Linked DNA regions of Homo sapiens: all the other regions are linked to region 2. A link is a loop called in an ENCODE intact Hi-C map of the cell type or tissue named here. Cell type or tissue: dorsolateral prefrontal cortex. All regions are shown on one strand. Region 1 overlaps LOC105370500 (a long non-coding RNA gene). Region 2 overlaps DDHD1 (DDHD domain containing 1). Region 3 has its middle 150 kb from the start of DDHD1-DT.

Evidence for each region. A loop is a pair of places that touch in the nucleus more often than their neighbours do. Peaks named below come from ENCODE experiments on the same cell type or tissue, not always from the same donor. Only the 100,000 strongest peaks of a DNase experiment are listed, where the experiment ranks them.
Region 1: a loop joins it to region 2, with 5 times the contacts of the local background. A loop is called at or near these places in 92 of 110 quality-filtered maps.
Region 3: it touches region 2 in a loop (1.0-fold over the local background); 25 of 110 quality-filtered maps call a loop at or near these places.

What each region holds. Positions count from the first base shown.
Region 1 is chr14:52,822,294-52,824,793 of GRCh38, forward strand. All of the region lies in intron 1 of LOC105370500 (a long non-coding RNA gene), which reads left to right. Among named protein-coding and RNA genes, the nearest start is that of GNPNAT1, 32 kb to the left of the region's middle. In dorsolateral prefrontal cortex, CTCF peaks have their summits at 1,468 (motif pointing right) and 1,669; no DNase peak of the experiment used is centred here.
Region 2 is chr14:53,053,728-53,056,227 of GRCh38, forward strand. It overlaps DDHD1 (DDHD domain containing 1), which reads right to left. Exons shown (of 13, transcript NM_001160148.2): 10 at 1,933-2,185; 11 at 711-902. Among named protein-coding and RNA genes, the nearest start is that of DDHD1, 98 kb to the right of the region's middle. In dorsolateral prefrontal cortex, CTCF peaks have their summits at 1,357 (motif pointing left) and 1,556; no DNase peak of the experiment used is centred here; H3K27ac peaks cover 744 bases.
Region 3 is chr14:53,303,792-53,306,291 of GRCh38, forward strand. No RefSeq gene overlaps it. Among named protein-coding and RNA genes, the nearest start is that of DDHD1-DT, 150 kb to the left of the region's middle. RefSeq lists an enhancer at 2,460-2,500. In dorsolateral prefrontal cortex, no CTCF peak of the experiment used is centred here; DNase peaks (open chromatin) are centred at 1,090 and 2,217; H3K4me3 peaks cover 296 bases; H3K27ac peaks cover 2,364 bases.

The DNA of each region.
Region 1 (2,500 bases), 230 kb before region 2:
ATAAGGAGGAAGCCATTGCTAACATTGGTGTGGAAAAAAATCTGTGGTGATAATTCAGATGTTAACAATGACCAGACGTTTGCTATAGATGTCACACTTCTGCAGAGATTACATTTTTCTTCAAGTCCCAGTAGATTCAGGGTGCCACCATTGGAATTTTCTGTTGCTAGCCACATTTCCAATTTAGGGATTCCTTCCCTGAAGTTGAACCCTAGAATGGCATTGTGTATCTAACCATGGAGGAACTGTTTTTGTGACCATAGTTTCAGCAAGTCCACAAAGCCCCCAGGGTAAAGAATGTATCCAGTGTACCCAATATATATTGTATATACAATATATCACAGTATTAGGTAGACATCTTTGATCCTTAGTATCAGACTTAAAAGAGAGTGTTACTGATTTTCCTAAGGAATGTGAAAAAGAATAGTTGATCCCCTAAAAAGTCATGATAGGCTGGGCGTGGTGGCTCACACCTGTAATCCCAGCACTTTGGGAGGCCAAGGCGGGTGGATCACCTGAGGTCAGGAGTTCAAGACCAGCCTGGCCAACATGGTGAAACCCTGTCTCTACTAAAAATACAAAAATTAGTTGGGCATGGTGACAGGTGCCTGTAGGAGAATCGCTTGTATCTGGGAGGCAGAGGTTGCAGTGAGCCGAGACCGCGCCATTGCACTCCAGCCTGGGCAACAAGAATGAAACTCTGTCTCAAAAAAAAAGAAAAAGTCATGATAGGGGAAAGAAAATGACCTAGATTCATATAGGAGCTAAGAATTCTTACAGCTACTATTGTCACGCGCGTCCGTGTGAAGAGACCACTAAACAGACTTTGTGTGAGCAACAAGGCTGTTTATTTCACCTGGGTGCAGGCGGGCTGAGTCTGAAAAGAGAGTCAGCAAAGGGTGGTGGATTATCATTAGTTCTTACAGGTTTTGGGATAGGTGGTGGAGGTAGGAGCAATGTTTTGTGGGCAGGGGGTGGATCTCACAAAGTACATTCTCAAGGGTGGGGAGAATTACAAAGAACCTTCTTATGGGTGGGGAGAATTACAAAGAAGCTTCTTATGGGTGGGGGAGATTACAAAGTACCTTCTTAAGGGTGGGGGAGATTACAAAGTACATTGATCAGTTAGGGTGGGGCAGAAGCAAATCACAATGGTGGAATGTCATCAGTTAAAGCTATTTTCACTTCTTTTGTGGATCTTCAGTTGCTTCAGGCCATCTGGATATATAAGTGCAGGTCACAGTGGATATGATGGCTTAGCTTGGGCTCAGAGGCCTGACAACTGTGACATTCATTCTAAAAGTTTTATCCGATGTGATAGACCTATTACAATTCTCATATATTTACCCAGGCACTTTCTGCAAGTATAAAATATATTGACTTAATATTGTATTGTTAAGGCTAAAAAATCATTTTTAATAAATGAAAAATGTACAAAAGTATTCCTTTTTACCTCTAGGTGGTGCTGTGTATCGTTTTTTGTGAGCACAAGTTGCCTAGTTTTTAAATTGGATGGACTCAAAGATTAACCATCTTATTTTACAGATAAACTAAGATTCATTGAAATTTTGTTTTAAGATAAAAATTCTGGTTTGAGGCAGAGCCAGGATTAAAGCCTTTTTTCGGTAAAGTGTTTAATGTACGAATCATTTTACAAAAAGTATTGTCATTCCAAAGTTATTGCAAGCAGTATTACACAGTTGTGACAAGTTTAAAATTTTATTTTATTGATTTATGACATTTTCTTAGAAAGTTCTAAAAGAGGCCGGGCGCAGTGGCTCACGCCTGTAATCCCAGCACTTTGGGAGGCCAAGGTGGGCGGATCATGAGGTCAGGAGATCGAGGCCATTCTGGCTAACACGGTGAAACCCCGTCTCTACTAAAAATACAAAAAAAATTAGCTGGGTGTGGGGCAGGCACCTGTAGTCCCAGCCACTTGGGAGGCTGAGGCAGGAGAATGGCGTGAACCTGGAAGGCAGAGCTTGCAGTGAGCCGAGATCGTGCCACTGCACTCCAGCCTGGGCAACAGAGCGAGACTCCATCTCAAAAAAAAAAAAGAAAAAAAGAAAGTTCTAAAAGAGAATGATTCTCCAAATTAAGATGAAAATAGATAGTAATGACAGATAATGGACTATCATTATGTGTACATCTAAATTACTTTACCAAAGAAACTCCCAATGGTTAAAGAACACAGATAACTTGCTGAAAAGGAAATAAAAATTGGTAATACTTACATGAAAATCTATTCAAAATCACTAAGAATCAAAAACTAGAATAGCAACACGGTCTCCCCTTGTCCCTTTCAGATGAGCAAAAATGTCCATAAAGTGGTCATCTTTCAGAGATGCTGAGTCAGTGGTAAGACAGGCATTTCACCCACGGGCAGTAGGAGCATAAATTAGTACAATATTCTGAAAGTTAATCTGACAGATGTTATCAAGAACCTTAAATTCTTCAAACTCTGACGTAGTAGTTCAACTTCTAGTCTGCTCTCGTAGGA
Region 2 (2,500 bases):
AAAATAGGACTTGACGTTTTAGTTTTATTTTACTAGACACCTAAAAATAATGTTCAAGTTCAGACTCTTGGAAGTAAATATATACTAAGTGTATTCGTGTTTCACAACTACTCAACATTTCAAACTTTCTAAGTCCACCGGAGAAAGCTTAAAGATCCATATAATGCTAAGTCCAACATAACTATCCATTTATTTACTCATTTTTTCAATATCTGCTTTACACTAGGTAGCTGGGATAGAATTGGAAGCCATTCAGCAGATCCAATAAAATTTCTAAGCTTTGAATAGAAGTAGGATGACTTTGGTATAGCAGTTTTTAAAGTCTCAAGACCAGATACAGCATAGATCTAAAGCAATAATTACACGATTTTTGAGACTGAGAAGATCACATTAGTAAAAATCTACTTTATAAACTTCAGGGGGTACTTACCCTAAAGAGATTTGTTTTATGCTTGATGGTTAAGACCTTGTGCCACAAGGCCCTAATTACTAATATTCTATTAATTCATCAATGCAGAAAGTAAAACTGCATTTTCCTGGAAATTATTCTTAAAAATATAAGCAGAAGGAAAGCATTTTTTTCTTTCAAAGTTAAGGCACACTTTAGATCTTAGAGTTGACTAGCTAGTATTAATATTTTATACCTCCCTGCCCTCCCCAAGTTTTAAAAAGATACAGTATCAACTTAAGGAAATAATGTATGAACTAACATGCAGAATCGAGGAAGCCAGAACTGCTATGTGGAAGGGTCTGTGTCCCTACGGTGGTAGCAGAAGGTGAGGCAACTGGCTTCTTCTCATCTTCCATTGAGTCTTTTGATGTTTCAGATGACTGTGTTGTAGATGAACGTCCAAATCTTGAGAACAACATTCCTCCAAGTCCCTTTCCAATGCTAGCAGCCCCTGTATTTCACAAAGCAGGGTAGTCATTCTGTTGAATCACACCACACTCTAAGCTAAAGAGCACCACCCATAATTATAGCCAACTGGCAGAGGGACCAAACCCTAGTCATGTTTTTCCAGGGTGGGAACATAAGAAAATTATAATTTATATTGCAGGTTTCTAAATAAAAATGGTGAATAGAATGAGAGTTGTATAAGCTCTAGGAATATAACACAGGAATATATAAACAAAGGAATAAAGATTCTATTTTATTCAAGTGATCATGGTTTATTAAAATATTTGGCAAGATTAAAGTCTTTGATAAAAGAACCATGCCATTGACATGAGTATAGATTTACTATTGATATACTTACTACTGAATTTAAATGGACATGTAAGAAAAAGCCATCAATAAACAATGTATTAACATGAGAAAGTAAAACAGCCAATGAGTCCAGGAGATAAAGCCTATTTATAGTGCCACCTTGTGGTATTTTACATTAAGGCAACTTGTAACCAAAGGCAATGGACAGATTCAAATACCACATAATCGAGTTCCAGTGATACAGCAAACATTGTGCCAGTACTGGAGATCATTCAAAGAAAAATTAAACATCCTTGTTGCCCTCAGGAATCACACAGTTTGAGAGACTTTTAGAATAGATCAGAGAACTGGTTGACAGGGAGCACCCTCTGACACAAGTGCTTTCTCATTTCACAGATGAGCAAGTAGAGCATTAAAAACTATATTATTTACTCAAGATCTCACAGCAAGTGGTAGGACCAAGATTAAAATGAGGGACTTGATTCTCATAACAGCTTTTTCTGGTCCATCCAGCTATCTTATATTCTAAAACTATAAGATCTGATCTAATCAGAGAACTTTAGAGCTTTTTGGGCCTCAAATATGAACATTGGGAGGGTAGTTAATTCTAGACACAGGGATTAACTGCTGGGAGTTTCCTAATACATAGAATACTTCTAGTCCCCCAAACTTATGTCTAGGAAAGTGCTTATATGCATAGATAAGGAATACATAAGAGAAATTACCTAATATGCTTGCTTTGCCTATATTTGTTATAGATTCTCCATAGTGTCGGCGGGACAAAACTGGTGAGGTCACAGGGCTTGGTATGGTTGAAATGCCTTCATTCTCTGAAACTGAGGTAGGTTCTTTAGCTGGGTTGAGAAAGCTTGGCTTCATATGTTCATAAGGTAAAGGATTTGAAGTATTGTACCAGTGGATCTGGACAGGTGAAATGTTGCTGTAGTGTTTCAGTATTAATGGTTCTAATCTATAAGCCTTGATTTAAAAAAAAAAATTCAAAGAAACACAGTGTTAAATCACAATGCTTGGATTTTAGTAAACTGTTCTTACTCTACTGCATGTTAAGTAAACCTCCGAGAAGGAATTTAATTAAAAAACAATAGCTATTTCAAACATGTATTTCTATTTGTTCACTGTTAATATGCACTTGATCTAATGATGAGATTATGAAAAACAGTCTAGGCTAATAGTGTCTATCAATTAGTTTTTCAGAGAAATATTTTTATTATGTTCTGATATGTAACAATTAGATTTATTTTAGTCTTAGGAGCAAAGTTGAAGTAGTAGATG
Region 3 (2,500 bases), 250 kb after region 2:
AATTGCTTGAACTTGGGAGATGGAGGTTGTAGTGTGTGGAGATTGGGTCATTGCACTCCAGCCTGAGCAACAGAGCAAGACTCCGTCTCACAGAAAAAAAAAAAGACATGGGACACGTAGTATCCTTTGAAGTACTTATGGCACAACTTGCCTCTTAGAAGTTCTTGAAGATATGGAAGGAGAGCAAAGTGATGTGTGTTGTAGAAAACAGATGCTGCTGATTTGAATGAAGGTTCAACGTGAGAGCTTGGTCCATAAAGCAGACCCATGGACCTAGTCTACCCTACACTAACCTGCCTCCCCCACACGCACAAACTGTGGAGGAGAACGCCCCCACACATTCTGGCTCTGTTTCCCCTTGTACTGTGGGAATTTGAGCCTCCTTATCCTCACAAATGGTTCTGAAAGCCCTCAAAAGAGTATATCACCAGTGTATTATTTTCCAATTTCTGCTGTAACACATTACCACAGTCTTAGTGGCTTAAAACCACACACACTTATCTTATATAGTTCTGGGGGCTGTAAGTCTAAAATGGGTCGGCAGAGCCATGCTGCCTTGGGAAGCTCCACGGGAAAACCCATTTCGTTGCCTTTTCCAGCTTCTGAAGACTTCCTACATTTCTTAGCTTGAGGCCTCTTTCTTTATCTTTAAAGCCAGCAGTGCAGCATCTTTGTATCTCTCTCTGACCACTGCTTCTGTTGTTGTATCTTCTTCTCTGATTCTGACTCTCCTTCCTCCCTTTTCTAAGGACCCTGTGATTGATTGTCTTGGGCCCACCACATAATCCAGGATAATGTCCCCATCTCAACGTCCTTAATCACATCTACAATGTCCCTTTTGCCCTGTAAGGTAATGCACTCACAGCTTCTGGGGTTTAGGACGTGGGCATCTTTGGGGGGTCTTTATTCCACTACCGCAGCCAGTTCTCTGAGAACTAGTTGTTTTTGTCACAGCAGGAGGTCTGTGATTTTTCTTCTTCTGATACTGGGTCATTAAATGCTGGCTTCATTTGCAGCTGGGGCCTCTTCTTCATGAATGGCAGATGCAGCAGCAGTGTCACAGATGCCTCCCAAAGGCACCCTCTCTCTGTGGATGCTGCCAGTCTCCAAGATTGAGGATGGTGATGTCAGCCCTACGGCTGCCCAAGGCCAGTGCTGTTTTTATTGTTTCCACCACCATCAACACAGCCAGCAGCATGAGGGGGGCCAATAATGTCAACAGGTTTCAGCATTTTCTCCATCATCACCCTTGGGACTTGGATGTGAGTCTCCTGGATAAGCTGAGCGATGGTCACCCTGCTTTGTTAATGACCACACCACCCCTTGAACCCTGGCCCATTGGTTTTGAACCAGCTTCTCTCTTTCCCTTTGGGGTCATTCTGTCCCAGGAGGCTCCTCTGTTCCTCCTTACACCACAGCTGTCCTTCCAGGCTCAGATATTTTGGAATCTCAGTGTAAACACAGCTGGGACTCAGGCTGCCACGTAACACATGCTTCTCTTAGGCTACCTTCCCAAGTGTTTACATTCCATGCTGGAAGAACTTGGCTCCTTCAACAAACTCAGAGAAAGAATCAGTACAGTTCCTAATTTTTCACACTTTCTACCTAGTCTAGGATTGAGCATCTGGATCCAATTGGAGGCCACTTGTCCTAATTTAGCACTTCCTATTAATTTGTAAGGAATTACTATTGAAATACATAATTTAGCAACTTCAGATTTTACAAGCTATGGCAAGTGCCATACCAAATAGGATTTGACTGGATTTATTGCTGTTGAAAAGGAAATCTTTGATTTTTCTCCTCCTAGCTACTATTGATTCATTTCATACCAGAGTGTATAAAATTGGACCTATAGAAAACATTTTCTTCCCTCCCTTGATCTGGTTGGAAAAAATGTTTTCATTTCATGAAATAAACAGTGAAAGAATTTTCATGAATATGTATGTAGTTTTAATGAGTTTTGTTTCTCATGATGAAATGTATTAATATTTTATATGTTGCCCTCCCGGGAAATGGAGGAATCTGAGATCCTAGACTAGCTGCAGTTTGTCCAACAGGAATCAATATTCATAATGCTCAGGACAGTGGAACCTAATTCCCAGAACCTCTGGTTGTGGAGGCTGACCTGGGCAGAGGAGGCAGGCTGAGGAGGCATTGTTGCAGTAGGGAATATCCTGCACATACCCAGCTTCTTCACCTGGGTGGCGAGGACACAGGTTGCTGAAGACTCAGGAATGTGTATGCAAGTCTTTAAGGAGTAGGAAATGGGAGGGAGATGAGGGGTGGGCATGGTGGGAGGCTCCTGAGAGATATAAAAACAGGGTTCCAGTAGTTGGACTGTCGTCCTTCCACAGGCCTTTTCATTGATGTGCAAGAGTCATCTTTTGGTACCACTTCCTGGGGACGTTTCCTCCCTCGAGATTGATAACTGAGAATAACCCTAGCCATACTGGAATATAATTCCTGATATCCTGAAAGTGTATTTTCACATTCAGATATA